Regions from separate parts of the Homo sapiens genome. Here region 2 is linked to region 1. Evidence: chromatin loops called from intact Hi-C (ENCODE). Cell type or tissue: OCI-LY7. All regions are shown on one strand. Links, peaks and the distances in the headings refer to the core of each region. The heading gives the core; the rest is flanking DNA.

The links. Hi-C counts contacts between places; a loop is a spot of excess contacts. Peaks named below come from ENCODE experiments on the same cell type or tissue, not always from the same donor. Only the 100,000 strongest peaks of a DNase experiment are listed, where the experiment ranks them.
Region 2: it touches region 1 in a loop (3-fold over the local background); 3 of 110 quality-filtered maps call a loop at or near these places.

Annotation. Positions count from the first base shown.
Region 1 is chr10:110,646,576-110,653,276 of GRCh38, forward strand. The region is part of intron 1 of RBM20 (RNA binding motif protein 20); the gene reads left to right. Among named protein-coding and RNA genes, the nearest start is that of RBM20, 5.6 kb to the left of the region's middle. RefSeq lists enhancers at 4,658-5,159, 5,160-5,659. In OCI-LY7, for the core only: CTCF peaks have their summits at 2,546 (motif pointing right) and 2,760; DNase peaks (open chromatin) are centred at 3,556, 4,026 and 5,176; H3K4me3 peaks cover 2,520 bases; H3K27ac peaks cover 2,805 bases.
Region 2 is chr10:110,723,513-110,730,213 of GRCh38, forward strand. All of the region lies in intron 1 of RBM20 (RNA binding motif protein 20), which reads left to right. Among named protein-coding and RNA genes, the nearest start is that of RBM20, 83 kb to the left of the region's middle. In OCI-LY7, for the core only: a CTCF peak has its summit at 2,948; DNase peaks (open chromatin) are centred at 949 and 2,919; H3K4me3 peaks cover 1,352 bases; H3K27ac peaks cover 2,107 bases.

The sequences.
Region 1 (6,701 bases), core at 519-5,518:
TTTGCGCACTGACGTTTCAGTCTTTCTTTACAAGGATGATTTGGAGCTTGTGCTCTCCTTAGTACCCACTGAAATTCCGCTGGAACCAGATATAATGTCGCAAACGCTTTGTAGGTCCATCTTCAATGCGCCGAAATTTGAGCAGGTTATTTTGAAACTGCATTTGCATAAGTCCATCTGAGCAAACATTTTTATGGAGTTATGAGGTGTGGTTTGCATCAGCCATCTTTGAGAAAATATAGTGGAGCTACTGTGCTCGGCTGCAAAACAAGTTGTCTGCCTGTTGATTTGGGGAATTTTGTGAGCTACAGCTTTGGATGAAATTCTCCTCTGGTGGAACACATATTAAATATTATTAGAGAACCTCTATTTTTTCTAGTTATTTTAGTGAGGTCGTTATGTAACTGGTAAGAGGAGAAGTTTTGATTGCTTTCAAAATGATGGCGACATCAATCTTCTTCATGTTGCATAGTGCGTTTGAAGATTACAAACATTTTTCCACTTACTGTCTATGTTTACTGATTTTTATTAGTAATGGCTTTTATTTTAGATCAAAGTCAATGACTTTGGAAAAACCATAGTAACAATTATAATAAAAATCAGTTCCTGTTCACGTTATATTTGGTGTTTAGAGAACTGCCGTATACTACATTTACAAAGATAAACACATGAAGCGTGATGACTAATAATGAGACTGATTTTGTTTGTTTTATGGACCCAGTCTTAGTACTTATGAAGATTGCATCTAGAGTTAATTTCTCTGGAGTACAATGATTTCATTTCCTTGTCATTGTATTTTTAGCTTCCATTAAGAATCATCCATACCTTTTCTGCTCTTGTTTACTGTAAAGATTATCAGCCATGTATAGACACAGATAATTAATATTTTATAAGATTTTTATTTTAAATATGCATTCTCCAAATTGGCTAATATAGAGGCATTATTGTATATAAAACACGATTTAGGCTATTTAGGAAACAAGAAATATAAATAATACCCTAAGAGGAGATTTGGGATAAGTTAGGAAATCAGAATAATTTGAGAACTTAACAAATATATATTTTTTCCATACTAGCAGAAATAAGAAAACATTGACATTCTGGTGAATGTTTTATAAGGATTTATCTCCTCCAACATTTACAATGTTTTATTTTTAAAATTATTTTGTTTTAATCGTGAGCTTTAAAGTCAAACCTAATCCTTTATTTATAAGAAGTTATTTATTAACCTTGATGAACGTCAGAAATTTAAGTTTTAGGTTGCCAGTTTTAAAGCACTCATTAGAATGAAAACAGAGCCACTCAATTCCGTGTGAAATGTTGAAGTTAGCTGTCAGATGGAACCACGAAGTATACCACTAGCCATGGAGGAAAGAAACCAAACACGTGCACCCCTCTTATGAAGTGAATGTAGAGGTGATTTTCCTAACTTATTTGATTTGCAGCAAAATATTCCTGGGTAATGCGTGGCATCAGGTTGCATATTTAATTTGAGTATAGATGACACTTTTTTCTGTATTATTTTTTAAGCAGTGAATAAAAATAATTATAAACAATAGAAAAAGTTTTGGTTTAGCATTTGATGGCTAGTGTTACCTGCGTGTAAATGCTTGTAGTTAATGAAAACATGAATCCAGCTTTGATCTCTTTGATCTATAGTCTTCCGTATAGCATTAGAACACTGGCTGTCTATATTTTCAGAGCAAAGTGCTCCCCTCACTCGGAATAGAAAATGTTGTAAGTAGCAACTCCGATTTACAGACTCTAATTTTACAGACATTCTGCAGAAGGATCTCCGTGTAACTGTTAGGGAGTCATTCGCAGGCAAGTTGTGTATGATGTTCACCCACTTTGATGGGTATGCTGACAATTACATCCAGAGTCAGAGAGAAGAAATAAGAATTTGCTAAAAAGGGACATTCCCTTTCATTCATACTTGGTCCTTTCTGGAAAGAGGATGGAATTTCTAACATCTGTGCCAGTTAACATCAGTTTGAGCCCAATTTTAGGGGAAATAGGAATACACTTGTAGAAGGAATTTTGAAAATTTTAAATACCATCTTAAACTGCACATAAGACAAGCATTCAGCAGGGAAAACATCTGAGAGGATTAAGCCTTTACCCCAACAGGGAAGAAAAGGGGGGGGTGCTATTTTCTTAGCAGCCTGAATGATTCTTTTGCTTATCTAGAAAGCTTTCCAAAGTTTTATCAGAAAAAGAAATTTTGCTTGAGGGTTTGTTGTGATAAGTATTTTTAGATAGTATGTATAATCATTTAGTTGTGAATTTTTCTCAAATTGCCAAAGAGATCAGTATTATGAAATGTAGTACATTATTCCCATTAGTCACAGTAAAGGACTATGCATATGGTGCACACAGAGCTGTTCTAATGCCAGTGCTGTAGGGGGGAAAAGAAGAAGAAGAAGAATTTGATCACCCTTTTTATTTTTCTATCCATGTATTCTTTTGCTACCTCCTTCGCAGTTTATCTAATTAATAATTTAAAAAGCCCAAATCTGTCCATTGGAATGTGAACTCTGATCTGTTAAGATCTCTTTGCCAGTCCTAATAGTCACCAGGGGGCAGAAAAAAACCAACCAGGATTGACTCACAGTGAAATGATTCCACATTATCCAGTTTCTTTCTTTCCTTCTGATTTATTTATTTATTTATATATTTATTTATTTATTTTTGTGGCTTTAAGTTCTTGACTCCAGTTTAAACTAATATTCTTCCCCGCCCACAACAGCCGGTCCTCAAGTGAACAAATTGATATAGCTCAATTCACAGGTTTGATAAACAAGAATACACAAAATGTTGGGAACTGGGGTTTAATCAAGGGATAGAAATTAAAATGGACTGAACTAAATATGGAAAGTAAGAATTGAGGAAGCTTGAGATACTGGAGTTAAAACCCAAAAGAGAAGTTCAGAAGTAGGACACCCCTCTCCCTTCATCTGTCCTGGTCTCCCTGCCAGACAAAAGCTTGAATGGTCTCCTACACCACAAAATCCTACTTAATCTGATTTTTATTTCCTGCCACAGTGATTATTTAATTGGGGATGGTCTAAATGATATTATTTGGTATATTTTAACAGGGAAAATTGCTGTGGATCTGCAGCTAGTGTGAGTGACTGGTAGCTGCGTTTAGAGTGTTGAAAAGTTTTGCATTAAGTAAAATGATCCATATTACAGAATCATGGCAAAGATGGTAATTAGTGGTTTGCAGAAAGGAGCACACGGCAGTTCCCTTTCTGTTTAAAGAACCTGGCTGGATCTTGAGAATATGCGTGTTATCCTGGATGCCTAATACTGCATGTTCCCACCAGTGAGTAGACTGGCAGATTCTGATCCTAATTAAGAAGACATGTTTTTGAATCAGGAATGTGAATTTGGTTTGCAACACCACCACGGGGGTATTGTTGGTGAGCTGATAGTTTGACTGGCTCCATGGGTGGTCACTGTTTAAATTCCACCCAACTAAAGAGCTGTACAAGATTTTAGTCTTCAAAGTTTACACACAGCAAGTGTGGGGAGAAGTTATCACTGCCAGCTGTTGGGGGAGGAAGTGAAAGTGAGAAGGACCCCTCCCCCCAAATAACTTGTGTGTGTTTTGGATATGTTGCATATATCCATTTAATATGATAAACTCTTTACCGCGGTGGAAGTTACAGTCAAGTTGATTGATCTTCCTCTTCCCCACAGCTCCTGATGGATTTTATAAGATAAGTAAGTCCCCTGATGGTTTCTAAGGCAACTTTTCCAACTTGCTGACAGCAGATCTGTAGGGGAGATGGCACATATTGGTGCTGATGTACTTTATGGGCAAAAAGGGAGCAGTTAAGCAACTTGCATGAGGATGTGTTCATAACTCACAGCTCAGTTGGACAAATCAATCTTTCCATGTGTTCAGAAACAAAAGGCAGGGGGGTCATGCATGTGTTTGGGAGTGGTTATCACCCCATGAAGATAGTTTCCACGCCAATTTTGCCTTCTTTAATGTGGTATTTGCTTTAAGGCTGTACCAGGGCCACTTGCTTCTGCCTTTTCTTTGCACCTGCTTTCTCTTGATCACACTAATGACCCATCAGTTCTCAGTTACCACTTCCCACTCTGACCCAAACCTGGAAACCTCCAATTGCTGCTGTCTGGACATCTTAAATACTTTTTGGTTTTGCAACTTGTCTGTGGACTCCTTCCCGAATATGTTTTTAAGTTTTGTTAGGCCTGCCCTTCAACCTGCCCTCCAGTGTCAGGAGTAGACTAGGTAATATATATTTTAAAGATGCATTGGTTTCACTAAATCTCCTCCTTTGGTTTATTTTGAATTAATTATTGAACAGAATGATTTAAGATCAGTCTGATATTTTCAGGTGTAAAATGAGCATCTTTGCTCTAAGTTAATTACTGGGCTTCTGTCGAGGAGTGCCACAGAGGAAAAAACTCTGGACTGGGAGTCAGTGACCTGGACAAGCCAATTAACCTTTCTAATCTAGCCTCTCCAGGGATTGGAAATGATCAATTGCAGTTTCTTCCAAGAATAAAATTAGGTGGCTCTTGTGCAAATCTTAGCAAAATTGTGGAGTGATACCCAATGTAGAATGCCTCCCTCCATCTACTTCCTCCATCACCTGATACGGAATATGTCCCACATCAATTAAATTTAGCCATGGACACAGGTACATATTTGTGACACTGATCACCCATGAATACAACAATAACCACAAAAAGAGAATGAAATACTTTCTCTAGCATTCACAAAGAATATTTGGATCAGTGACATAATTTTAAAAGTCAGAAAAATAAACACTAATGTCAGTGAACAGGAAAAGGTTTTATACTGTTCTTCAATCTCTAAAAATGTTTTTGGTATAAGAATAATTTTTTGGAATGTTAAAGTAAGTACTTTAACATTTACTTTAACAAACTGAAAGTAGCACTTTCAGCTTGGGAGACAGAGATAATAATTTTCATGTGTCTGAATTGGATTGTGTTAAACACAGGCCAACAGGAGTGTGTTTGGTGACATCGATGGTTTCAGAGTCAGAGAATGTAAACATAGGACCCACAAACGTTTTACAGGAGCACGGCTGTGGCTACTGCAGGGACTCCTGAACCGTGACGCACAGTCAGTTGGCCGCAGAGACCAGCCTGGAGCTCGCCCTAAAACCTCTTTGCAGCCTTGCAGATGTCATAGTTGTCCCAAAGCTGGGCCTCATGCTTCCGTGTAGCCTCACTGAATCAGGAGACCGAGTGTTTCCAGAGCCAGGATGTGGGCGCTGTGGGGCCAGTGCTGCATCCTCCTGCGCTGGCAATAGCAGAGTTGTGGAGAAACTTTATTTGGTATTTGAAATGATCAATATTTTAACCTTCTGCATAAAAAGAGAGAGAAGTCTGTGATTAAATCTTGATTTAAAGTCTTCAAATATGTACATACATGAGGATGAACATAAGCATATTTATTTCAACACTGTCTAGAAAAGTGAAAATTAGAAACCACTTAAATGTTTCTCAGTTGGAAACATAAACCATGTGTAGGTATAAGGTCATGTACTACTCAGCCATTAGAATGATGCTGCTATTTTGCATTGATTGATATGGAAGGAGAACCATATAATATTAACTAAAAAAATTACAAACAGCATGTATGCAAAGATCTCATGTTTGTTTTTGAAAAGATGTGTATGAGTGTGTGCTGGTGCCTGCCAGCCTTAAAAAACATCTGAAGAACAAATGTAAAGAACATTAACAGTAGTTCTAACTCTGGGTGGGGCAATTAGACTGGTTTGTCTTTTTTTCTTCCTTTTTAATATGGTCTATTTTTTTAAAATTCAGTGAGCATGTATTACTTTTACAATAAAAGAAAACAATAAAACTATTTTTTTCTTTATCTATTTCTTTTCCTAACCGTCTGTACCTGCGAGTATTTCATTTTTAAAAACAGCAACAGAAGGAGTAGACATTTCACATTGGTATTGCACTGTCTTGAAGACTGAGCTGCCCTTTAGCATCTTACATTTTAGTCCTGGAAGGTAGCTGAGAGCTGTTTTAGCCCAGCCTTCCTGTTTTTCTAGGTAAGACAAATGAGCATCAGAGAAGTCAAGTGAATTGTTGAAGGTCACACAGCGAGGGAGTCATCAGGCTGTGATGAGAATCCCTGTATTTCTGTCTTATATTTTCTGCTAAGCCACCATTTTGTCATCCTGGGAATGGAGGAGAGAGAAATGGAGGCATTCATAAATTAACCGTGTATGTACCAGCCTTAGTCTACTCACTTCCCCTAAGAGGGTTGAGAAAAGCATCCTTGGTTGTGTTATCTCCTCTCACCCCATCCTGCTCACCCACCCACACGGGACTTTTATGGGAGTGGCAGTAGACTGGGTCTCTCCTGGGCATCTCATGCTCTGTTCCTTCCTGCCAAACAGAAGCCAACCATCACATTTTCTTCTCTGCTCTTCTTTGTTCAAGGTTACTCTTTTTCCCCAGATCCTTAATAGAGGAAAAACCCAGTACCTACCTTCCTTTCATACCCAGAAACGTCCTCTTAACACCTTCAAGCTGTGGTTTAAAGATGAACCTTTTGAGATGTAAAAGCATAACTAATATTTAAAGGAAACAAAACACATTTTACTTCTTACTCCCAAGCCAGTTATAGGAATGCCCATTATTATTTCTGCCACCCCAATTCCCACTCTGCTTCA
Region 2 (6,701 bases), core at 812-5,811, 77 kb after region 1:
ACGTGGCTACACCATTTTACACCAATGCCACTAACAATGAATGAGGATTCCAATTTTTCCACATTCTTGCAGCACTTATTATCATCTTTTTGATTTCAGCCATTCTAGTGGATATGAAGGGGAAACTCATTGTGGTTTTGATTTGCATTTCCTTAGTGACTAACAATGTTGAACATCTTCTCATGTGCTTAATGGCCATTTGCATGTCTTCTCTGGAGACACATCTATTCAAATCCTTTGCCTATTTTTAATTGGGTTATGGGTCTTTATTGTTGAGGTTTTTTAACCCTGTTGTACAGATGAGCACGGCCCTTCCTCTGTGGCAGTGCACAGGGAAGGCAGAATTATTGTGATTTTCAGTTCATATGAAATTCCTTAAGTGTTGGGCTTGAGTTTTACTTCAATTATAGGCTTATCTTTTCTTCCATGTCTAAATAATAATAGTATTCATTTGTTAGTAGATGACAGACACTGTATTCTAAACACTCTACTATTCTAAACAACTCTGCAGAAACTGAGGCTCAGAAAGGTTACATTACTAGCCAAAAGTTACCGGGTAAGAGACCAAGCCAGGGTCCAAGTCAGGTCTATTGACTTCAGGGCTTGTATTCTGAAGTCAATACTTAGCCATCAAAAGAGACAAACAAATCCCGTCTGCCAGTGTGTGTGCAGAACCCGTTTGTCTCTGTGGCAGTGGTAAAACAAATGACCAAACAAAACAAAACTGATGCTGTGATGCTGGACCTTCAAGCTAGTGATGCTTCAGAATACACCACACCAGACTACCTGTAAAACATCTGCTCCAACAGGTTGCAGGCTGCTCAGGTTGAAATTGCTCCAAGCTGGGAGCTGCAGAACTGAAGTAGCCTTTCAGCAAAATTGTGACTTCTTTGTTGAGAGAGGAAGTCTGAAGATGTTTCCTGGGGCCTCACCTCTTACCTGCTATTTCCTGAGAGTGCTTCGTCAAGATTTTCTCAGTTCTGTTTCTGGAGACAGAGCAGGAACCATTGACTTGAATCACGTTAGCACTGTGAGTGGGGAGAAGCATTGACTCCCTGGCTTCTCCCCACAAAGAGTCACCTTGACAGGCCCAGTAATATCCCTGCAGCCATGGGCGTGCTGGGCCATATCGTTGCCCTGGTGGAGGTCTGGCACAAGACTCAGGGAGGGGACATTCTTTCTCTGAAGCCAAAGCAGATGTTTTCACTTCATCTGGGGATGAATCATCTGGGGAATGAGAACAGTAGGCAAGGAAGGCAGGATCACCATTATCACAGGAGATGCTTTATCCGGCACCTACTGTAAGTGTACCAGGTTTCTTGAGGCAGTGCCTGGAAACCTTGATCCTGGTCTGCCTGCATCCCCCTCAGGAACTTGACTGCTTGGGCTCTGACTGCATGCCTACCATGTGTCAGGTCTTCGAGGAGGAGTCCCAGTCCTCAAGGAGTTTAAAGTTTTGGGTAGAGAAACGTGTGGATTGCCAAGTTACTGCAAAGTGGACTGTGATAAACACTGTCACTGAGCTCTATTAAGCAAGTGACACCACTCCATGAACTTGGATGATCATAGCTCTTTCCCATCTACACAGCAGGTTAATCATTCTCACCCTGTGTAATTCACAAGAATGACTCGGGAGTAAATGAGACCAAGAATGTGCCAGAGTTGAGTGTACTAGTGGTGCTAACATTTTGGAATCAGAGATCCCTTTCAAAGGCTGATGAAAGCTTTGGACTTTCACCTCAGAAAAATTACTCTGGAGCGTGCGCTTATATGACTTTGCAAACAGTTTCAATTTCATGGTTTTTATGAACATCCTGAAACCCATCCATGGACCCTTGTGGGGGACCTGTAGGTCAATAACGCCTGTTTCGGTGCTTGTTCCCTGAAGGATGTTTTAAAAGTCCCAGATAAATTCACATTACTATTATTAGGAATCCTATGTTTCTCAGTTACTTCTATGTTAAAAATCTTTCTCCTAAACAATTATTTGCTAAATATCCCTTATAACTAGGTATTATTTAGATTGATGAACTTTAAGGATAAAGCAAAAGCAAGACAATCTGATTGGCCAGATTTGTCTTCTGTTTTGTGTACATGTATAACATAAAATGGAAAACAATTGCAGAGGTGCAGGCTTTAAAAAAATACAGAAACAGAGCACATCAACCTGGATTTTAGGTGTGACATCTTGCTTGGTTGTGTATTTCAGGGGCTGCAGAGCTCACAAAGCTATTGCGGGGAGGCAGCGTTAAATCTGTTGCTCTTGTAAAACCAATTGTATGGCATATAGCTGGGGTGGCGTGTGTATAGGAAGCTGAGAGCATTGGTCACGCCAGTTCTCTGAGACGGGAGGCAGGATTGACAGCCACAGCTTGGCCTCTGTGCTGGGGGTGGAATCTGCTGCGTGTGCAGCCTCCTTCCTGCCCCCCTCCCCCGACCCCATCCTGGCAGGCAGTGGTGCTGAGCAGATGGACCCCATCCCCATCTTGGGGGCAGATGTGCTGCTGACTGCCCCATCTGCCCACTCCTGCTTTACCTCTCCCTCTCTCTGGGCACCTGCCTCCTTGCTCCCCTGACGCAGCCCCTCTGCCGGCCTCTCCCTCTCAGTGGAATGTTCTGTCCCAGGAGGCATTGCATCACTGCTGACCAGCCTCCTGCTCCTGATGACTGGTTTGGCTCTGACCACGAAAGGGCTCAGGTTTGGGTTTCAGGGCTGCTGTGGGTGTCTCTGTCCTAGGTGGCCTGTCTCAGAGTTGGAGATGGTAAGGTCATGATACCACCCAGCATCTCTACAGCATCATATTTTCTCCGTACTAGAGCACTTTCTAAGGTCTCCCCTATCCTCTCATGGCATGGGTTACTGTTCCAAGCATCAGCAATGAGTGAGGCCCTCTATTCACTTGCCTGTCACTCTCAGGGTAGCAGATGGAGGCAGTATTACTCTGCACCCAATGAGAGTTTCACTGGTGCATAGCTTGGTGATTAACCCCAGTTCCTCTACCCACTGGATATGGGATCATGATCAAGTGATGGCCCTCTAAGCTACTCAGTGTCTTTGTCTGTGAGGTGGGACTAACACCCGCTTCTTTGGTTTTTGAGGATTAAATGACATTGTAGAAAAACTACAAAGTTTGGGGTCCTCAAAACCACTTCCACTTCTGATGCCAGTTGCAGGTTCAAGGGTCTCCAAGACCACATTCAGGTGTTAGAAAGTCCTACAGCACTTACTGAAAGTGGTTATAATCAAAGTTATGGTTTATTGCAGGAAAAAGATACAAATTAAAATAAGCTGAGGGCAGGGGCCCACAGGGAATCTCACCTGAGCCTGTATTTTTGTTTTGTTTTATTTTTGAGATGGAGTTTTGCTCTTATCGCCCAGGCTGGAGTGCAATGGTGCAACCTTGGCTCACTGCAACCTCCGGCTCATGGGTTCAAGCAATTCTCCTGCCTCAGCCTCCGGAGTAGCTGGTATCACAGGTGCCCACCACACTGCCCGGCTGATTTTTTGTGTTTTTAGCAGAGACAGGGTTTCGTCATGTTGGCCAGGCTGGTCTCAAACTCCTGACCTCAAGTGATCTGCCTTGGCCTCCCAAAGTGTTAGGATTACAGGCGTGAGTCACTGCACCCAGCCTTTTTTTTTTTTTTTTTTTTTTTTTTTTTACTATTAAGAAATTCCCCCTTTTATCTTTAGTTGACACATAATGTATGTGTTTCTGGGATACAGCATGGTATTTCAATATGTGTACATAATTCATTTTTTCAGTTTTTGGGTTTCTGATTCACGCACGGTTTATTCTGGTGTTTGGTGTCAGGTGTGGGCTGCAATTGTATCTTTTTCCAAATGACTCTCCAGTTGTCACAATACTATTTATTAAAAAGTCCGTCTCAAAAAATAAAAATAAAAAAAAAATAAATAAAAAGTCCATCCTGTTCTCACAGATGTGAGACACTATCTCAATTATATTTTAAATTTTGTATGTAGTTGGGTTGACTTTTAAACTTTCTATTCTGTTTTAGTTGTCTGGTTGTTTACTCATATGCAATGTTTTGATATAAAGAAGACCAAATCACTTCCCTCTTGGCTCTTATTTATAAGAGGCTTATCAGTTAATTTTGTATATTTTTCTTTTTTTAATTTTACTTTAGGTTCTGGGATACATGTGCTGAACGTGCAGGTTTGTTACATAGGTATACATGTGCTATGGTGGTTTGCTGCACTCATTAGCCCATCATCTAGGTTTTAAGCCCTGCATGCCTTAGGTATTTGTCCTAATGCTTTCCCTCCCCTTGTCCCCCATCCCTCAACAGGCCCCAGTGTGTGGTGTTCCCCTCCCTGTGTTCATGTGTTCTCATTGTTTAACTCCCACTTATGAGTGAGAACATGTGGTGTTTGGTTTTCTGTTCCTGTGTTAGTTTGCTGAGGATGATGGTTTCCAGCTTCATCCATGTCTCTGCAAAGGACATGAACTCATTCTTTTTTATGGCTGCATAGTATTTCACGGTATATATGTGCAACATTTTATTGATCCAGTCTATCATTGATGGGCATTTGGGTTGGTTCCAAGTCTTTGCTATTGTAAATAGTGCTGTAATAAACATACGTGTGCATGTGTCTTTATAGTAAAATGATTTATAATCCTTTAGGTATATACCCAGTAATGGAATTGCTGGGTCAAATGCTATTTCTTGAGCCTAGTTTTTACTGGGGCTCACTCATGTAGCTGACAGCTGTGTGGCTGGCCTAGGTCTCCAGCCTCTCTGGAGATTGAGTTGATGCTGCATGGCCCAGGGCCCCTGCCATAAATCACGTTATTAGACTATCTGGGTAGCCCAAGGTCCCCACTCTTCTCAGGCAGTACAATCTAAGGGTTTAGAGGTTACCTCTCAGAGTCCAGGAAAGGGAAAAAGCCACACTTTTTTTTTGGATAAGGTTGATTCTTTACTAGACAGGTAGACTTTGGTAGACTTTGGTAAATTGCTGTTAGTGCTCATTTTTATGCCTCAGGGTCAAGGTGAGGGGGAGTGACTTCAATTTTCTCTCTTTCTCCTTTCTCTGTAATTATGTCTGTGGTCTTGGGAGGGTGTCATTCATTGTGCCTACTTGAAGTTATTATCAGGGTGTGTTTTTGCCCAATCATAATGCTTCTCTTTTGTGTGGTGCTCTCAACCTGTCAGGCTCACGTGTGCTTGTATTAAGCCTCACAACAACCCAAGGAGGTGGGTGGGCAGGTGTCATTATTCCAATTTTACAGGTGAGGCAGGTGATGTCATAGGAAGCTTGCTGAGTCGCCAGGTCTCAGGACTGACAGCAGGCTGTCCCTGGGTATCTTTCCACCTCCTCTGCTGACCCGCTGAGCGATGCTGCTCTGTTTATGCACACAGCCTTGAACTAGTTGGGCCTGGGTTCAGATCTGGTCCCTGTCACACCCAGGCTGTGTGATCTTGGGCAGAATTTCTTCACTGCTCCCCTGCCCATAGGGTTGTTGTCAGAATCATGTGAACTGAAGCATGTAAAGTATAGGCTTTTAATACTGTTCGCCGAGACAGAATATTGGTTACTGTTGCTGCAACCATGACAGCAATAATTTCTTCAAGCGTTCTGCTAGGTGTATAAGAAATTCAGAATGAGAAAGTATCTTGAATACAGAGAAGGCAATTTATGGCACAAGATTTAAGAACATGCCACTTAAACGCTCCCAATTTTAACCTCAATAATCCTTTTCACGTAACTACCAGGTAATTATTTAAATAGTCAATAAAATAATATGTGTTGTTCCCAAAGCTCTCTCCTGCGAGGGGTTGTCTCTTCCTTCAGGTCCTGGTGCCTGGGCTTCTCTTTTCTGCCCTTCCTGCCTCTCCTTCTCACCTAGTAAACCTTGCACTTTTTTCAAATCCCAACAACTTTCCAACTCCAGGTGAGGTTCACACCCTCTTATTTACCCTTTCCTTTGATGCATTGATCAACCCACAGTTTCACAATTATTTGACAGTTTGATTAATATCTATCTCTTCTTCTAGGCTATGAGCCGCAGGAGGGCAGAAGCTGAGATCGTATCTCCCAGATTTGGCAGCTGCTGCCACTTGCAGCTCAAACCTAAAAGTCAGGTGTGATCAGTTAGAGGCTCCAGGGGTGATTCCCAGCCGTCCGTCATCACTGTAGAGAACACTGGCCCTTGTACCCTGGCTGTAGCGCAGACAGGCCTGAGGGGAACCGCATCCACCTCCGCCCTAGATGCGATGTTGGAATGCTTGAGAGGCCCTCTCCTGACCCCCTCTGTCAGGAACATTAATGTCATTTCTTCCCCCTTTTATTTATTTATTTTTTGAGACGGAGTCTCACTCTTGTTGTTGCCCAGGCTGGAGTGCAACCTCGGCTCACTGCGACCTACGCCTCCCAGGTTCAAGTGATTCGCCTGCCTCAGCCTCCTGAGTAGCTGGGATTACAGGCATGCGCCACCATGCCCGGCTAATTTTTTTGTATTTTTAATAGAGATGGGGTTTCTCCATGTTGGTTAGGCTGGTCTCAAACTCCCAACCTCAGGTGATCCACCCGCCTTGACCTCCCACAGTGCTGGGATTACAGGTGTGAGCCACCGTGCTTGGCCCTTCTCTTTTTTAAGACTAGTCCCAAGCACCAGGTGCTCATCTGCCTTGTTAGCTCTGCATGCTTCCTGGGAGAAGCAGACCCCTGGATAAATGAC